Linked DNA regions of Homo sapiens: region 2 is linked to region 1. The links are chromatin loops, found by intact Hi-C in ENCODE. Cell type or tissue: CD4-positive, alpha-beta T cell. All regions are shown on one strand. Links, peaks and the distances in the headings refer to the core of each region. The heading gives the core; the rest is flanking DNA.

Region 1 (5,547 bases), core at 1,847-4,346:
GCCCTTCTCTTGGGGCTACTCTGGTTCTCCCCAAGCTATAAGCAAAGGTTGAAATCTAGCCCAGAGAGAGCTTCCAAGATTTAATACTTGTGTGTCATCCATTCTGATTGACAGGATCAACTCTACCAACATCAAAAATAGAAGATTCTCGTTCTATCTACCCTCTCACTGCTCATACCTCCCCTCCCCACCACTGTGCTGTGCTTCTTTTCTACAGACCCATTTCTCCTATTCTTGCTTAACTTACTGACAAATCCTTTCTGTTGTGCCTTCAGTTTAACTGATGACATTGAGAGCATCAGGCAGGTATTTCCTCTGTTATCACCTACAAATTTATGATATTTATTATATTAGGAGTCATATTTAACAACTTTGCTTCAATTTTATAGTCTTTTATTTGAAATACGTATCTCTACCTGAAATTTGGATCCCATCTCTTCCAAATTCTTTAGGAATCTTGTGAAATCAATAATTTTCTGTCTACCAGTTTGTATCACCCCAAAAAATACATTCTATGTTCTTCCACATTAAAATAAAAGACCCTTCCTTTGCCACACAGTCCTCACTAGCCTAGATCTCACTGTGTCTCTATAGCCAAGCTTTTTGAAAAGGAATCTCTTCTCACTGAAGAACTGGTTTCCTCACCTGCCAGTTCCACTTCAACTTATTGAAATCTGCCTTCTGCCTCTGGCACCAAACTGAAACTGCCCTCACGATGGTTACCAGTAATATCCTAGCTGCCAAAATCAACATTTTTCTTTCAGTCCTTACATTATTTGAACGTTCAGCAGCAGCACCCGATGCTGTTGATTACTTCCTCTTTCACACGACTCTGTTCTCCCTTGGTTTTGGGGTCATTACCCTCACCAGCTTATTGTCATGTATCTGGGCCAATTCTTCGCAGTCTCCTCTAGTTCTGTTCAAGCCCTGTTAGTTTTCTCCATGATTCCCTCCTCATCTTTCTATTCTCATACTATGTATTGATCCTATGTGACTTAATCTAAATTTTTGTCACAAAATACCTCTGATGTGCTGTTGACTTTCAGTGATGTAGCTTTTCTCTTTTTGTCCCATTTGATATCAATCCTTTTTTTGTGTCTTCTATTTATATGTTCTCTATTTTATTTTTAAATTTCAACTGTCTCATGAATATCTACGATTGCATCTTTCACTAACACCTTAATTTATATGTACTTGAGCTGAATGATTTATTCTCTCCCCCAAATTTGTATAATCTACAGTTCTTTTTCTCTTCCTTAGTAAATGGCACCATCTTCTTCCTAACCTCTGAAATAAGAATTCTAGGACTTACATTATATTTCTGTGTCTTATTCATTTTTCTTCACCTCACAGTATTCACTAAATCAACAAGAACTGTAGCTTCTATGTTCTGATATCTTGTATCTGTATTGTTTACAACACTCATAGCTCATCTCCTTGCCTTCTGTAAGCCATTTGCACCCTGCCCTATCCCATTCTAGGGTATTATTTCATCAAATGAAGAGTATGACTTAATTAACTCATTCATAAAATATTACTTCATACAATAAACTAGACATCTACAGATGTCTACTAGACAATCTGCATTATTTCCATATGACTTGCCAACAGGAAAATTATGCCATAGTTTCCAATAGATTTCAGGATGAAGAGGACACAAGGGCCTTTGCGATCTTGCTTTTGCTTGCTTATTCATTATTGTCATCACATTCCCCCTCCTAACTGCATTACCACACACTAATTAGTTGCCCCAATCATGCCTGCGGTTTCCACAGTAAGTGTGTGACTTATCCTGCTTTTGCATATCTTTTTCCATGAAACTATATCTAACCACTTCGGTTTTCAATGAATGCCTAATAGATGAATTCCCTGCACAATGCTTTTGGAACTTAATCATCTGTTGTCATCTTTCATTTCAAAAAATGACATAGAATTCTATGGCCACTTAAAATTGATTATAAAGATCCTGAGTACATGAATTTCATTTTATTCTCTATACCACCTAATGTCATTTTAGGAGGTACTGAAATGTATTTGTTAGAAATGCATAAATAATTGAGTAAATGAATAAATGAAAACACTGTCTTTGAAACACACCACGTTTATGATTTGTTAGTGATTATCTTGCCCCATCTGGTGACTGAATTTAAAAATCTGAATTCTAGTTCAGTAGGAAGGCATTTTAAAAGTCTTGTGAGATTCCGTGACTTTTTGCCACAAACAGCCCTGAAATAAGGTCCTTTCAAACCTTTTGAAGAGCTAGAGATTTGGAGGTTCAGACTCACATCAATGGTTTGGTACTTTTAGGGTATTATTTTATCAATTGGAGAACATGACTTAATTAATAAAATATTACTTAATACCTACATAAACTAGACGTACAAGAGTGAGCAAAAGAAGACTCAGTCCCTGCTCCAATGAAGTGTACAATCTTGTGGAAAAGACAAGTTTAATATTTAAGTCATATAAATAATGTAAATTATAAATATTTTAAGCACTGCAATGGAAAGACATATGGTGTTATAAATACTCATGAAAGAGACATTTAACCTAGTCATGATGGTCTTAAAGGAAATGGTATTTGACCAGGGACCCACTTAGCCTTTTTGAATCTCTGGTTTTTCATCTCTGGAGTGTAAAGAAAACCTTCTTTTAATCCTTAGAGACTGCTGTGGAGTTTGGATAAAATAATACAGTCATGTGCTGCATAAGAATGTTTTGGTCAATGACAGACTACCTATAGGATGGTGGTTCCATACGATTATAATACTATATTTTTATTGTAACTTTTCTATGTTTAGATACACAAATACCATTGTGGCAAAGTTGCCTACAGTATTCAATACAGTAACATGCTGTATAAATTAAAAGCCTGGGAGCAATAGGCTACGCCTTATAGCATAGGTTGGTATTAGGCTGTAGCATTCAGGTTTGCATGAGTACACTCTATGATGTTCATACAATGACAAAGTTGCCTAATGACTCATTTCCCAGAATGTATCCCCATTATTAAGTAACATATGACTGTATACATGAAAGGGTTTTGAAACTATATTATTTCCACTGGATTTCTGCCTCCTCTATATGTCATATTTCCTTCTCTTTCAAATGAGAGTAGGGCTTTGTTGTAAGTACAAGTCACAAAGCGACAAAGTTTTGATCATTGAATGAAATACTTTTCTTTTTTTATTTTTAATGTCTTTTAAATACAGATGGAGTCTCACTCTGTTGACCAGGCTGGTGTCAAACTCCTAGCCTTAAACCATCCTCCCTGAGATCTCAGCCTCCCAAAGTGCTGGGATTACAGGTGTGAGCCACCGCACCCAGCCCATTGAATGAAATACTTTTATTTTTAAAGAAAAATAATTATACTGCCTGTGCCCTTCAGGTCTTTAGTTTTTCACCTCACATTTCAAATTTCCCAGGGATGGATTACACATCATTATTGAACAGATGTTAATCAAGTGAATTAGCAGAAATAGGTAGCGAATCAACGGATTCAATAAACTTTCGCACACACTATCTTACCTTAGACAATGTGGGTTTCTGGAAAAGTAGATGGTTATGTCAAGCCTCCATAGCACTGCTGTATTCCACAACTAGGGCTTCTTGAGTGTCTCACTCTGTTTGTGTCTGTATGTAGTTTTCCCTCATCATCTCTCCAGCATGGTGGCATTGCTAGCTAGACTTCTTACAAGGCAGCTCAGGGCTCTGAAGGTTCATGCCTGGGAAAGAGGGAAAGCCTACTAGACAATATTCCCTGTTATGACCTAGCCTTGGAAGTCATACAACATTCTATTCATTAGAATCTGAAAATGCATTTCAATATTGGTAAACACTACATAAGTTTAATTCTAAGTTACACTATTTTTTTCACTGATACAATTTTTAGAAGTTATTCCCAACATGGAGAAATAGCCTTATTTTCTCAATTCCACATAGGGGCATATAGAATAAAAATGAGGCTTTTCTTTTTTTTTTTAATATGCAGTGTCCTACAAAGGAATAACAACTGAATTACATTAAACAATTTGTCTTTACTGAAAGAATACATGAAATCTGGATGCTTTAGCTATTCACACCAATAAATCACAGCTGTAAATTTGAATTGTGGAAGGAAGACAATACTAAGGATATGAGCAGACATAGTTAATTGGCTGAAATCCTTTTGTAATCTCAAAGTAAATTTTAAAATCTCCAGAAATTATTTTCTGTATCTAAGGAAAACTTCAAACTTCCATGGGAAAATTAAAATTGACTACTAAAATGTTATCTAATGATTAAACATACAAACAGAAAAATTCTGACTGTTTAGAGGAATTGGGAAATATTACTTTGTTATAACTATAACAAATAACTAATTTTTATGTTTCCAGGAAAAAGGAATAAATGATGGGTTTCGGTGACAAGGAGTACAAATTATATATAGAAATGTCCATGTTTCACTTTTTACTTAGCAACAGAAACTCCAAATTTTAACTTGAGATAATGTTAACATTTATTGGCATCCTTTACATCTAGGTTTGGACATGTGATTAAGTGTGCAACTTCAGGGAAATTTGACTATTGGAACAAGGCATGCTTTTCTTTATGCTTTACTCCCTAAGATTGGTTAGAATATGGACTTGATTGATGAGCAAATGTGCAGCCATCTTCGAGAATTCAGCATCATATTACTTTGGGCTGGGCAACATGACAGAATGAGCCAGCTTTGCCAATTGTTGTGGGGCCGTCATGCTGGCAGTGTCCTTGTGGCTTGAAATTTTATATGGAGGATAAATAAAGATTTATTTCGTTTAAGCTACTGTTATTTTGGCTTTTTCTGTTATCTTCAGAAAAACCTACTCCTAACTGATAATGTTTTGTGTGGTTTTTTTTGAGACAGAGTCTCGCACTGTCTCCCAGGCTGGTGTGCAGTGGTGCAATCTCGCTCACTGCAATCTCTGCCTCCTAGGTTCAAGTGATTTTCCTGCCTCAGCCTCCTGAGTAGCTAGGATTACAGGTGCCTGCCACCATGCCCTGCTAATTTTTTTTTTCTGTATTTTTAGTAGAGATAGGGTTTCATTATGTTGGCTAGGCTGGTCTTGAACTCCTGACCTCGTGATCCTCCTGCCTCGGCCTCCCAAAGAGCTGGGATTACAGGCATGAGCCACCACGCCCGACCGTGTTTTGTGTTTTTAAGCACATGGTTCCTTCTTTCTCTCTTCCCTGCTTCCTGGTTGGTCCTCTCCTCTGTATTTACCTTCACCCTCTTATTTTATTTATCTTTCTTTTACTACCACTGTTTCTTTCTCTTTCTTCCCATAAATATCCATAACAGTAATAAAGCATTATTTTGGTTGAATCATCCAATAGCAATGAGAGCTAATAGATTTTATTTTTCTTGTTCTTACTTTATAAAGCCAGAAAATACAATATTTTAGATTTATATTTTTAAAAAACAAATGTAAAATCACCTCATCCTATGAATTTTTTTTTTTTTTTGACTGGTACTCCACTGAAGGATTTTACCCTCCAGTCAGTCAGAATTTCATGATTGACCAAGGT
Region 2 (5,547 bases), core at 1,132-3,631, 720 kb before region 1:
TACAGATAGGGGCAAAATTCATGGCTACAATTGAGAGATGGCTAAACATTGTTAAGTGCTTCTAAGTAGCTAAAATATTCTCCTATTCTCTTTCTCACAGGTTTTAAATATCCTCAAATACTGTGAGTTAAGCTTTATCTCCGTTTTTTAAGTGAGAAAGGTGAAGTCTGAAAAGAGAATTTTCTCAGTTTCATTGCTACGAAGTGGCACAGACTTTGAAGCCCAATTGTAAAACCAGTTCAGTTTACCATTTATTTTTAAAAGATATGTGATTATTAAGGTAATTTTAGATTTGCAGTGGAAAGTAGCTTTTAGACAGAATTTAAAATGTAATATTGTTCTGTGGCTATTTTAAAAAGCATATCCCTAAACTGCCTGGAAAATGTATAGGATAAATATTTTGAAAATTATTGTTGCATATCCTGAAATTCTGACAAATAGTCCAAAGGATAGACAGTTCAAAGCTAGAAAAATCCTATCAAAAAACTAGATTATTAAAATAGGCTCGTATGATATAGAGTAACTGGGTAGTTATTTTGGATTGGATAGACAGAGATGACCTATCTAAGAAGGTAATATCAAACATTTATTATAGGTATGAAAGTGTATATGAGATATCTGTACACTTTAAAGAAGAATAATAAAGTGAATGTCTGTGCTCTTGCCACAAGGCTTAAGCAAAAGGGTATTGCCAGCAACTCAGAAGCTCAATACATGTTCATTCCTGGTCACATTCTTCTTACAACCCTCTCCTCCAATTCCCTCAAGTAACCATGATCCCAAATTTTGTGTTATTACATTGATTTTTCTGAAATAATTCAACTACATTTGTATATAACTCTAAAGAGTATATTGCTTTGGTTTGCCTGTTTTAGATTGTTTATTAACTAATTTTATTATTTTGTTACATAACTGTTAGCTATAACTTTAGGCTTTTGCAAATCAACCACATTAATGCAGTTGTAATAATTAATTCACATCCCTTTAGTATGCTATTCTATTACATGAAAATACCTTGTTTTTTTGTCCATCTGACTATTATAAACAAAGCTGTTTGAATTTATTTGTAGATGTCTCCTGGTTCCGCCAGAAGAATTTCTCTAGGGCAGGTATTACTAACCTTTTTTTGTGTCTTAAAATCCTTTCAAAATCTTGTGAGCCTGTGGATCCCAAATGTTTTTAAATGTATAACAAATACATAGGGTTGCAAAGAAAACAAATACAGTGAAAAAAGTGAACTAGAATAATCAAAATACAAAATCAAATATGAAAAAAATGAACTAGAATAATGAAATATAAAAAACTTTTTAAAAAGAAATAGAGATGCTTCTTTATTAGGGCACTAAAAAACAATATCTAATAGTGGGTGTAAAAGATGTAATTTTGAAGTAGTGATAAGTGTGGAAGAAATTTTTATGTATTTACAACAACTATAAATGGAATTTGACATTGTCTATAATATTTATTGGTTACAAAGTCACAGGTCCTGCTAATATTGTGGTTTGTTGCCTACCTTCATAAAGGAAATGGTTAATTTTAGTTAGAAGTTGTTGCCAATAAAGATGGAATTGTTATTCATCCAACTTATCAGACCCTCTGAATTCTATCTATAGATTCACTCAGGATCTGTGTACTGGAAATTACAAACCACTACTCTGGATTACATACCCAGGAGTGGAATTGCTCGGTCATAAGTTATGTACATATTCATCTTTACTAAGTAGTGCCAGACTGTTTAATAGCAATGTATGAGGTTTTCCTGACCAATTTTTTATTATTGCCCATCTGGTCTGACGAATGTGAAGATGCATTTTTATACCTTTCATAACAAATAGGTATCCGTTGAAATGTGGTGGGAATTGTATGAGGTGAGCAAAGGAAACTTGATGGTGTTCCCGCTTGGTTTTTTTCGAAGGTCAGACTTATGCAGAAGCGAGCAGGTAGACCCAATTCTGGCCCAACTGAATAGGCCAGGTAATGCCAGTGCTGGCCCAACTGAATAGGAGGGCAGTAGCTCTACATGTAAATTCTAGATGCTTATATTCTGGTACTACATCCCTGGGTACTTTCTTGTTTGGGTGCTTTATTATTCTGCAGCCACTAGATGGTGGCATAGACTCACTTTTCCTTCATTCGGTGTTAGTGTGTGCATATGTCTATTTCTGTTATTTTTGAGTTCCTGTAATGTAAGTTATAGGTATTTATAGAGTAGACTTAACTTACAGTTTTTTTTGTGTGTGATACTGGATTATGTATAGAAGAAAAACTTCTGTAAAGGCAGGTTACTAGTAATAATAAGGCGGGTTAATAATTAAAAAAATCATTTTTTATTCAGTTTTCTTTAAAAAGAGACCTACTGATATCACCAAATATTTGTTAAGCACCTGTTGTATGTTGAACATTGAATTAAATGCCTTAATGAAGAAAAAAGAAAAAACCACCACTGCATGCTTCTTTCTGAGGTGGTCAGCATGTCTTGATATTTCTGTATTAGTCTCTTTTCAGCTAGAGTTCTTGGAGTAAAGCAGTAAAGACTTGTGAATAGCTAAATATTTAAGTATACTAGAAATGTATTTAATTTTTTTCTATTAATGAAGTATTTTTATTTCTAAAACACATAAACATGTTTATATATCCATTACCTCTTTTTAGATATAAAAATTGACTTTTACGTTTTCCATTGGAAAATGAATTTTAGTGCTAATGACATTTTAAATCCTGATATCAGTGAATACAATTATTTCCCAAAATAGGCTTTGCAAATCTTTCGCTCTGAATAATCCCTGTGCCTCACAACTGGAGTCGGGGAGAAATTTTATTAGACAAATATTTCTGAACCTTTTGCTATTTGTTTCAGATTTTTCTTATTAAATATGGCTCGTTTTTTTTTTTACTAGGTGTTTAAGTCGAGATATCTTCTAGCTTTAAGCACTTACACACTTTGTTAGTACATATTTTTTTTCATTAAGTTCCCCTTCCAAATGAACACTCATTATTCGATGCTCGCCAGTGTTTTCTTTACCTCCACAAGTTGTCCCAGGTACCTACTAGCTGGGTAATTGATTAACTTTCTAATCTGAGTTAGATTTACTTGACTCTCATTGATTGTTTTTATAGCATCTTTAAGTTTGTTGTATTTTATTTATTCTCAATGTTGTATTGAGAGCTAGAACTTTAATGCAAGGGGCAAGTAGGCTGTGTCCAACCAAAAGGGGCCTATTGCCTCTTTTGGTCTTTATTAGGTGTTTCACGATACTGCCTAGGATTTTCGACACATTCTTTCTGAACTAAGTTCAAATGCCTCACTATCGCTTTTGAAGGTTAACAGAAATAGTTTATGGGAAATTAGAACTTCTCAGATTAATATTCCCTCTGAAAAACATTCTAAGTTGTCTTTTCATGATAGCTTAATAGTGCTATTAGAAGTTGCCTTCATATCCAAAATTATTTTCTTCTCATATAAAGATACTGAGTATTAAAAAAATACATTTCCCGCCGGGCGCGGTGGCTCACGCCTTTAATCCCAGCACCTTGGGAGGCCGAGACAGGCGGATCACGAGGTTAGGAGATCGAGACCATCCTGGCTAACACGGTGAAACCCCGTCTCTACTAAAAATACAAAAAATTAGCCGGGCATGGTGGCAGGTGCCTGTAGTCCCAGCTACTCCGGAGGCTGAGGCAGGAGAATGGCGTGCACCCGGGAGGCGGAGCTTGCAATGAGCCGAGATGAGGCCACTGTACTCCAGCCTGGGCGACAGAGCGAGACTCCGTCTCAAAAAAAAAAAAAAAAAAAGTTTCCCAATTTTCATACTCCCTTGGAGTCATCTGAAGCTTCCACTTAGCACAAAATAAAAACTGGGAAGAAAGTTAATAAAAGTCATAACTTTAGAGGGTACTTCAGTATAAGTCCTGTTTCATATTATTTTTTATTAAAAATCAGTTGGTCTTGCCAGGTGCTGTGGCTCACGCCTGTAATCCCAGCACTTTGGGAGGCAGACTGGCAGATCACTTGAGGTCAGGAGTTCAAGACTAGCCTGGCCAACATGGTGAAACCTTGTGTCTCCACTAAAAATACAAAAATTAGCCAGGTGTGGTGGCAGGCACCTGTAATCCCAGCTACTTGGGAGGCTGAAGCAGGAGAAGTGCTTGAACCCAGGAGGTGGAGGTTGCAGTGGCCCAAGTATGCACCACTGCACTCCAGCCTGGGTGAGAGTTTCAAAAACAAACAAAAACATTTGGTCCTTTGCCTCTTTGTTGTTTTTTGTTTGTTTTCTCTTCTTTGTTTTTGGAATGAAGCATATTTGTTAATTTATATTACTAAAGTCTCCTTTATAATTACCTGTTTATTGAGAACTGAACCCTCTTTGGTTAGTTCTCATACCTACTTGGCTGCCCTTTCATTTTTTAAAGGTTTTAAGAAATATTTACTTAATCTCAGATCACTTGTTCGGTTCTCATCCCTTTTTTTCTCAGAGAATGTCAGTGATGCCTATTTACCGACAAGGGGTCATCAGATTTTATTATTTCTGATATTTCTTACATGCTGTTATGTAGTATACCTTTTACTTAAGTCCTTTCTTACTTTCATTTCACTCTGTAAAGCTGATATTTACATTTTAGACTAAAACACACAGCAAAGAGGAAGCTTAAAGAAGTTAGGTGGTTTGCCAAAGGTAACAAAATAAGCCATTTAGAGCTGGTTGGCTCATTTTAATTGCTCTCTTACAATCCAATATTTGAGCATATTGTAACTTTGTTCCTCTTTCTCTTTTGATACTTAAATATTCCCAGGTTTATAAATAATGCTTCAATGAGTAATTTTGTAGATATGTCCTTAGGCACATCCCTGTAAGTGGAATTAATGAGTCAACTTTACAATTTTTGGTTCACCATAGCCATTTATGCTCCCAGGCAGTGAATCGTATTTCCTCTTCCTGCACATTCTTGCAATTCTTGTAAGACTTTAATATTTGCATATCTTATGGATGAAAAATGTTTCATTGATTTCATTTATATTGCTCTGATTTCTTGTGAATTGAGAATCTTTTCATAATTTTATAGGCCATGTTGTTTTTCTTTTGTTGAGGTCCCTGTTTATATTCTTGGCCCAATTTTTTATTTTGTTGTTCATCTTTTTCATATTGATTTGAATGTTGCAATCCTGTCCCCTCAGCCTCGCAAGGTGTGGCTGGGATTAGAGGTGCACAACCATGCCTGGCTTGGTTTGAATGCTTTAAAAAATATATATATATATTCCGGCCGGGCGTGGTGGCTCATGCCTGTAATCCCATCACCCAAAAGTGATGGGAGGCCGAGACAGGTGGATCATGAGGTCAGGAGGTCAAGACCAGCCTGGCCAAGATGCTGAAACCCTGTCTCTACTAAAAATACAAAAAAATTAGCTGGGCATGGTGGCACATGCCTGTAATCCCAGCTACTTGGGAGGCTGAGGCAGGAGAATCGCTTGAACCCTGGGCGGCAGAGGTTGCAGTGAGCAGAGATTGTGCCACTGCACTCCAGCCTGGGCGACAGAGCAAGACTCCATCT

Evidence for each region. A loop is a pair of places that touch in the nucleus more often than their neighbours do. Peaks named below come from ENCODE experiments on the same cell type or tissue, not always from the same donor. Only the 100,000 strongest peaks of a DNase experiment are listed, where the experiment ranks them.
Region 2: it touches region 1 in a loop (4-fold over the local background); 7 of 110 quality-filtered maps call a loop at or near these places.

What each region holds. Positions count from the first base shown.
Region 1 is chr9:104,022,728-104,028,274 of GRCh38, reverse strand. No RefSeq gene overlaps it. Among named protein-coding and RNA genes, the nearest start is that of LINC03094, 26 kb to the right of the region's middle. In CD4-positive, alpha-beta T cell, for the core only: no CTCF peak of the experiment used is centred there; no DNase peak of the experiment used is centred there.
Region 2 is chr9:104,740,136-104,745,682 of GRCh38, reverse strand. All of the region lies in intron 1 of LOC107987105 (a long non-coding RNA gene), which reads left to right. Among named protein-coding and RNA genes, the nearest start is that of NIPSNAP3A, 4.8 kb to the left of the region's middle. In CD4-positive, alpha-beta T cell, for the core only: CTCF peaks have their summits at 1,889 and 2,100 (motif pointing right); a DNase peak (open chromatin) is centred at 2,112.